Linked DNA regions of Homo sapiens: region 1 is linked to region 2. Evidence: chromatin contacts called from ENCODE Hi-C or POLR2A ChIA-PET data. All regions are on one chromosome and are shown on one strand. Each heading gives the region's core, a stretch centred on a gene start or an enhancer-like site at or near the end of the contact. The rest is flanking DNA. Distances are from core to core; before and after follow the strand shown.

Region 1 (4,144 bases), core at 714-3,213, 86 kb after region 2:
ACATGAACACAGGAAGGGGAATATCACACTCTGGGGACTGTGGTGGGGTGGGGGGAGGGGGGAGGGATAGCATTGGGAGATATACCTAATGCTAGATGATGAGTTAGTGGGTGCAGCACACCAGCATGGCACATGTATACATATGTAACTAACCTGCACAATGTGCACATGTATCCTAAAACTTAAAGTATAAAAAAAAAAGGCTTATCCACTTCTAAAATAATCGTATGTCTCTGAGAAACAATGGTAAACAATGTGTTTTATTATTTATTTTATTTATTTTTTAAAATTTTTATTTATTTATTTATTTTGAGATGGAGTCTAGCTCTGTCGCCGAGGCTGGAGTGCAGTGGCGTGATCTCGGCTCACTACAACCTCCGCCTCCTGGGTTCAAGCAATTCCCTGCTTCAGCCTCCTGAATAGCTGAGACTACAGGTGCCCGCCACCATATCTGGCTAACTTTTTTGTATTTTTATTAGAGACTGGGTTTCACCATTTTGGCCAGGTTGGTCTTGAACCCCTGACCTTGTGATCCACCTGTCTCGGCTTCCCAAAGTGCTGGGATTACAGGTGTGAGCCACCGTGCCCTGCCTCCTGTTTTATTATTTTTTAAAAACTTGTTGCAAACTTGCTTCCTTAGCCCAAAGTCTTATATACTGTCATAGAGTTAAAGAATAGGAATTCCTCTACAATTTGTAAGCCTTGATGTGATACATCAATTAATCTAGTCTTCCTTTAGCTTTCTATGAGTACTTGCCAGATTCTTTTTACCTGACTTAGTCATATAGCTTTTTTTATAAAAAGAAAATTGAAGTGCTATATATCTCAATATATTTGATTCAAAATGTTTCCCCTAATTAACATTATGATGTATGCAGTGAATATGTAATTATATTTAATTCAGTGTAATTAAGAATGTGATATATTTAAAATAGTGATTCATTTAATTGATCTATAGGACAGATTTAGCTCATCTATAGATAATTTAAATCAGTCTTGCAAATAAAATTTTTAAAAATGTACTATCTTGTAAAATCTTTGCCAGTTCACTTGTATCACCTTTCTCTCCTCTTTGACCATGACTAAATTACCAGAAGCATTTGAATATATACTTTATTCATAATCATTCTTTGTAGAAATTCTAGCTAGATATGGTAATGGTTTTCTGGGAAATACATATTTTGAAATAGAAAGTACCTCTTTGTCTAGAGCTTTTCATACAGTTGACTGAAAACTTAATTGCTTTAATTTCAGGAATTCTTATTTCCCTAAATTTCACTCATGTGTTTTTTTTATTAAATAGAACTGGGAGAGAGGACAGTGTGGAACTGACTGCACGCAGGGAGGCACAGAGCTTTCAATTTCAGGGTCTGGCGCTGTTTCTTATAGACATATTTTAACTCTTTACTGTCTGTACTGAGATGTCTAAGATGTTGACATTGAATTCAGAATTGTCTGTAAAATACAGAAGAGTCAGCTCTCTGGCAAAGCAGATCCTTCTCTTTGGGGTCCTTAATGCACGGCCAGGCTGTTAGGGTGCTGTGGTCAAACCCTAAGAATCTGACCAAGTTGTTTTGTGCTATGAAGAGGACTCCATCTGATGTGCTCAGGGCACAGTTGAAAAGAAAGAGGCTTCCTCAACACATCTGTTTCCACTAACGCCTCTTGAGGAAGTAATCCTGCCCTATGGCTTCAATAGTCATGGCCTGGAAGTCCTAGCAAGGGAGCAAAGCTGGGGGGGGCAAAATTTAAGAGGCTTCAATTTCTTTCTGCCCTAGCCAGAGAGGGCATGCTCTGCGGTTGTGTGTGCAGCCAGACAGCCGGGAGCACAGCATAAGCAGGCATCCGGCCAGCCAGCCACGGGCTGAGCACTGGTGATTCACAAGGTGATGGAAGCTACTGTGGCTCTGCCCTCACAGCCTCGTGGTGATGACCTAACTCTACACACCCCGTTGCCATCTCTTCCGAGGACCAGCCCTGTCTCTGCAAATGCCTTCAAGCTATGTTTGAATACGCCATTGATGATGTTCAAAGCCATCACTTTTCTCTCCAAACTGATTTCCTCTTCCAGCTTCCTATTTCTCAATGCATCAATAGCTACCCTCTCCGTAAGTTTGAGATCTGAACCATCTTTGAGTCTTTCCTTTATTGTTCATATCTTCTTTCTTTCTTTCTTTCTTTCTTTCTTTCTTTCTTTCTTTCTTTCTTTCTTTCTTTCTTTCTTTCTTTCTCTTTCTTTCTTTTCTTTTTCTTTCTTTCCTTCTTTCTTTCCTTCCTTACTCTTTCTTTCTTTCATATTTCTCTTTCTTTCTCTCTTTTTCCCTCCTTCCTTCCCTCCCTCCCTCTCTCTCCGTTTCTTTTCTCTCTCTCTCTCTCTCTCTCTCTCTCTCTCTCTCTCTCTCTCTCTCTCTCTCCCTCTCTCCCTCCTTCCCTCTTGCTTGCTTGCTTGAAAGGCTCTGGCTCTGTCACCCAGGCGGCAGTGCAGTGGCACAATCTTGGCTCACTGCAACCTCTTCCCTTCTGGGCTCAAGAGATCCTCCCTCCTCAGCATCCAGAGTAGCTGGGACTACAGGCATGTGCCACAATACCTGGCTAATTTTTGTATTTCTTTGTAGAGATGGGATTTTGCCATGTTGCCCAGGCTGGTCTTGAATTCACAGGCTCTAGCAATCCTTCCACCTCGACCTCCCAAAGTGTTAGGATTACAGGCATGAGCCACCATGCCTGGCTGATTCTTATACTCTCTTCTATTGAATTAAAGGAAATTGCCTACATGGCCTCCTACAATCTGATTCCTTTGATTTTAGAATCTTCTTCCTTAAGCCGACTTCTACAACTTTTTAGTGTAATGCTCCCTAAATACCTTCTCAGCTTGTCCTGTGACAACCATGCTAACCTAGCAGAGAACTTGGGTCAGGGGTGGCCCTGCCCTTCCTGGCTGTGCAGCTTTAGGATTCCTAGATCTCTAAACCTCAGTTCTTCACTTGTAAAGTGGGAAAACACATATCTACATAACAGATTTGTTTTGAGGCTTAAATGAAATGAATCCAGTGCCAGAAACATATTAAATGGTCACTTCATTTAGAAGACCTACAGTAGGCCGAATAATGTCTTCCCAAAATTCATGTCCACCTGGAAAGTCAGATCGTGACCTTATTTGGAAATAGGCTCTTTGATATGTGATTAGTTAAGGATCTTGAGATGAAATCATCCTGGATTTAGTGAGTGCCCTGAATTCAATGACTGTTGTCCTTATAAGAAGAGGGGACACAGAGAGACATGGTGGACTGCCACATAAAGATGGAGGCAGAGAGGGGAGTAAAGCTGCCACAACCTAAGATGCCTGGGACACCAGAATTGCAAGAGGCAAGGAAGGAGTCCTCCCTAGAGCCTCCAGAGGGAGCATGGCCCTGGCTGATGCCTTGATTTCAGACATCTGGCCTCCAGAACCATGTGAGGATAAATTTCTGTTGTTTTCAGCCACCCAGTTTGTGGTAATTTGTTATGGGAGCTCTGGAAAATGAATATAATACCATACCATGTGACAGACTGTTCTAGGTGCTGAAGGATATGGCAGCAAATAAAAAAGACATAAATCCCTGCCTTGTGCAACTAAACAGTTATTATTATCACTATTGTTGGTCTAGTAAGCCCTCATAATGCCTATGAAGACAAAATCCAATTGTTTAGATCAATGAGCCTCAATTTCATCATCTGTAAAATGGAAACACTCACACCTATTGAAGAGAATTACTTAAGTTCATAAGTAAGGTCATCCATGGCTCTCCAAAATTTGTGGACCTGTTATCTGTCCACTATTATTTTACACTATTCTCTAATGCAGGGGTTGGCACATGTTTTTTGGGAAAGGGCTAGATAGAATATATGCTAGTCTTTGAGGGCCATAGGGTCCCTGTGGCCTGTGTGTGTGTGTGTGTGTGTGTGTGTGTGTGCGTGCATGTGAGTGTTTAACTGTATAAAAAGGGAAAAAAATATAAACAAAATAAGTTTTCACTTGTTGAGAATATAAAAACAGGCTATCGTTTGTCAATCCTGGCAAATGCTTCTACCTTGGGTCTAGCCTCTACATAGGGAGACAAAAGATTGACACGTACAATAGCTAACTGATGCAAAGTATAAGAAC
Region 2 (4,122 bases), core at 1,322-3,821:
ATTGGTCCAAAATCGCACTACTGATAAGTGGTGGAAATGAGTCTGACCTAGCATATCTGATTCCCAAGTGTGTCCAGCTAACCTCTGTGCTATCATGAATACATCGAGAGTGAGAGTGGGGGGTGGGTGGGCCTGCCAGCCGCTCTCTGGGCGCTGAATTATGACTGGATTAAGTCAGTAACATGATGTCAGGCGACTCAGGTTTCCACATGTGGCTCTTTATGTAACAGGCAAAATTAGATTGGTGTGCTTCTGCCAAAAGGACAGTTGGACCGAAGGCAAGTAACTTGCTACAGTAAACAACCCATCTCTATGATGCATGTTTGCCACACTTAAGTACAGTTCAGTCTCCTAAAAGTTGTCAGTCAGCTGAGATTCTGAAATAATCTTTCACAGAGTGCTGCTTATCATAAATGGGTGATTTATTTTTATTACCTAAGTTTAAAACTCTTTATAACTTCCAAGCATCTGGAAACTTTCACTGCAAATTTCCATTGAAAAACAGAACTAGAATTTTAGAAAAGCATACTATTTTGTTGATTAAAAATATATTTATTCTGCTTTGGCAAATAGAAACAAGTGAATCTCTTTCTTTAATTTTTTATTAAGAGAAAATCATTTTAATCTCCTCTCCATTTAAATAAAAGTTGAGCAAAACAAAGGTAAAGGATACTGGTTTGAAGCAATATCAAATTATAAGTCAGTGGGGGAGGGGGTAGTTCACAGAGCTTGGTCTAGCCCTGTTTATATGGCTCATACCCCAAAGGGGGATATTTCTGTTGAGAGTTCAAAGTCACAGAGGTAGAAGAACAATATTCTTGACTGGGGAAGGGTGTGCCGAGTCATAGTTCGGTCAATAAGACAAAGGTTATTGAAGGATGTACTAAAGTGTCTGGTTTAGTTCAGTTCCACTGATGCAGAGTGGAACATTTCTGAAAAAGTGCATTAATATTAGCTACCCATGGGGAGTGAGGATGGAGGGGGAGAGAAAGTGGTCGGAGGATATTTCCTGTTCACTTTATATCTTTTTGTCCAATTTAAAATTTTTTCCTCAAAAATATATTTTATAATAAAAATAAACAAAATGAAACAACAAAGGATCTGCACAGAGAACATCTAGGAATGGGCATAGGTTTTTAAGCAGGAAAGTGAAGTGATCAGATATATAATTTTGGTAGCTGTTTTGGGGTTATAAGGAAGAGGCAATACGGAAAGGTAGAATCAAGAAGTCAGCTGTTAGAATACTCTTGAAATAAGATGTTGAGTAATAAGTTCTAAGTGAAGTATAATTTTGAGGCACTATTCTAAAGCCCACATGGAAGATCCACTTCTTTTTTTTTGTTTTGTTTTTTTTGTTTTGAGACAAAGTCTCACTCTGTTGCCCGAGCTGGAGTGCAGCGGTGCAATCTCGGCTCACTGCAACCTCTGCCTCCGGGGTTCAAGCGATTCTCGTGCCTCAGCCTCCTGAGTAGCTAGGATTACAGACAGGCACCCGCCACCACGCCCAGCCAATGTTTGTATTTTTAGTAGGAGACAGGGTTTCACCATGTTGGCCAGGCTGGTCTCAAACTCCTGACCTCAGGTGATCCACCCACCTCGGCCTCCCAAAGTGCTGGGATTACAGGCGTGAACCACTGCGCCCGGCCGAGGATCCACATTTTCTTCAGATCAGAGTATTTAAAATAAAACGATTCTAGGCAAACAGAATGTTAGATCTTTGATATGCCTACACTAGAGGGAGTTGCATTTTTATTATCAGATTACTTCTCTGTCAATAAAACAATGCATAAGTAAACACATCCTTAAAGTACAAAAGTAAAAGTACATACAGATACATGAAAGAAAAAAATGATAAAGAATCTATAATTTGTGAACGACAAACGAACTTAAAAAATTGAGTAAGAACAGCAAATGATCAAATGATGCATTTTTTTTTTTTTTGCTTTAGCTTCTCCCCCTGCCCCACTTTGAATCAACCAGGCTCCATAATGGCAGCCCTGATTTTTTACTTTCTGTCAGTTTAAGCATTCGTTTACTAAAACAATAGCAGTTCAATAAGCAAGACTAATTCCTGAGAGCATTACCTTAGACCATTAGCTTTTAGTCAGTCATTAATTCCTGTGACATGTCCTGGGATTAGATCATTATTGTTATCATTATTATTTTTCTCAATTCAATTTGTTTTCAAAAATGCATCTATGTTGTTTTAACGCTAGATATTTCCTTTCTGAAATATGATTTTTAGTGACTTTGGGACAGTGATTTGCTGCTTCATCCAGGTGTTTCCATAGGCCCTTTCTCACAGCTTAACAAAAAATTAGAAGAAGTTTTACAGCAGTATCACACTAGGATATTTGAGTGTCTCTGTAATTTTTCTTTACTGAGACTTCTAAAATCATTTCTGAGGACCACGTGACTGACTTTAGACATGTGGCCTCTTGGGGGCAGGATTTCACAAAGCCTTTGTATTCAGCGTTTCTTGTTTACAAGAATTGTTGCCACTGATGAATATGGTGGTTGTTTAGTCACAGTTCTGCAGAAGGAAAGCCCCAGTTTGTCTATAATGGAAAGAGCAGATGTCACAGGAACAAAGTGGCCAACGTCAAAGTAAGGGCTTTGATTGGCAAAGAGCAGGCTGTCTATTACCACATCTCCACACTTAGGCTTAGAGACATAGAGAAGAAAACTCGTAAAAACAGCGGTGAAAATTATAAACCACCAAGAAAGGTAAAGGAAATATGGTGCTTAAAAATTCCAGGCTGCCCAATAAAAGTAGGAACTGACATTACAGATCCCCTGGACCATAAATGAAGAACACAAATGGTTTGCAGAACCAGCGAAAAACAGTTCTGACATGTTTGGATGCCAAAGATTTTTAAAGTTGATCTCTTTTGGCCTGGTAAGATTTTATGCATTTTTGTCGTTCCAGCCAAGAGGTCTAAGGATTAGTGGATGTTTCTGCCAGCCTGGGACTCATGCGGTGAAAAGAATGTACTCATGTGACAGTGAAAAATTGAATGCACAAAGACAAAGGGCTTCTTTTCAAGAAAGGAATAAGAATTAATTCTCATTGTAATTTGGGCCCAGTGCTTCAAAAATAACGTTAAATTAGTAGTTAATTTAAATCAGAGATGTCTGTTTATGCATTCTAAATATGGCCATTTTCATCTCAGAATTGCTTCTCTAAGAGTACCTCGTTTTCCACCGGGTGTGGTGGCTCACACCTGTAATCCCAGCACTTTGGAAGGCTGAGGTGGCAATCATTTGAGGCCAGGAACTGGAGATCAGCCTGGCCAACATGGCGAAATCCCATCTCTACTGAAAATACAAAAATTAGCTGGGTGTGGTGATGCATGCCTGTAATTCCAGCTACTTGGGAGGTTGAGGCAGGAGAATCACTTGAACCCAGGAGGTGGTGGTTGCAGTGAGCCGAGATTGAACCACTGCACTCCAGCCTGGGTGACAGAGAGAGACTCCATCTCAAAAAAAGAAAAAAAAAAGAGTAACTAGTTTTCAGAATGCTTAACCAGGTAGGGTTTAACTACGCAGGAGAATTGGACTTGAGCCGTATTCTAAACTGGTCTACATGAGGAGCTAACTCCTTATTAAAATAATGATAGTAATAATAAAGGAGTAGGAGCTATTTCAATATTTGGATGCTAATTTATATAGGCTAATAATTATAAATATATTCACTTATTTTAACCTACATGTTTTATTGATAAGAACAAAAACACATTCATCAGAATAGCTCGGGAACATCAATGGAAGATAAAAGGGAGAAGACAGAAGTGCTTTCTGTTTCAAATGTTTGTTAAATATTTGCCTTGAAGCCAACATAGTACTAGTTGGATGACAAGATAGTAAGTCCTATTAATGATGGGCTTTTCATTACAGTAGATATGCTTTTGCAATTTTCCTAGATTTCTGCCCTGGGGTCACATGGTAAGTTAATAGTAGTTATAAACCTCTCAGCATTGTGATCAATATCTTTGGCTGACGTAATCTAGTTCTCTGGAATAATTTACAACAAAGGACAGTTTGGGCAAGCATCCATTTTATTACCTTCAATTCACCAACTGAAATATTTCATTGGTTTATGACTGAAGTTCTTTCCAATTC

Evidence for each region. Hi-C counts contacts between places; a loop is a spot of excess contacts on that map. ChIA-PET counts read pairs that join two places held with the same protein, here RNA polymerase II (POLR2A).
Region 1: a loop to region 2 is called in a map of gastrocnemius medialis, with 3 times the contacts of the local background. The contact joins two enhancer-like sites. A Hi-C loop is called at or near these places in 2 of 168 maps with a recorded cell type or tissue (Caco-2 and gastrocnemius medialis). POLR2A ChIA-PET finds 5 or more read pairs at or near these places in 3 of 52 experiments (PC-9, Panc1 and T-cell).

The regions. Positions count from the first base shown.
Region 1 is chr7:116,714,555-116,718,698 of GRCh38, reverse strand. The region is part of intron 2 of MET (MET proto-oncogene, receptor tyrosine kinase); the gene reads right to left. Among named protein-coding and RNA genes, the nearest start is that of COMETT, 29 kb to the right of the region's middle. Within about 2 kb of position 1,963, at least 7 of the 41 ENCODE cell types and tissues checked have a DNase peak (open chromatin) inside an H3K27ac peak, as active enhancers do; they include Panc1 and gastrocnemius medialis, where a contact is called at or near this core.
Region 2 is chr7:116,801,365-116,805,486 of GRCh38, reverse strand. No RefSeq gene overlaps it. Among named protein-coding and RNA genes, the nearest start is that of CAPZA2, 59 kb to the left of the region's middle. Within about 2 kb of position 2,571, at least 11 of the 41 ENCODE cell types and tissues checked have a DNase peak (open chromatin) inside an H3K27ac peak, as active enhancers do; they include Panc1 and gastrocnemius medialis, where a contact is called at or near this core.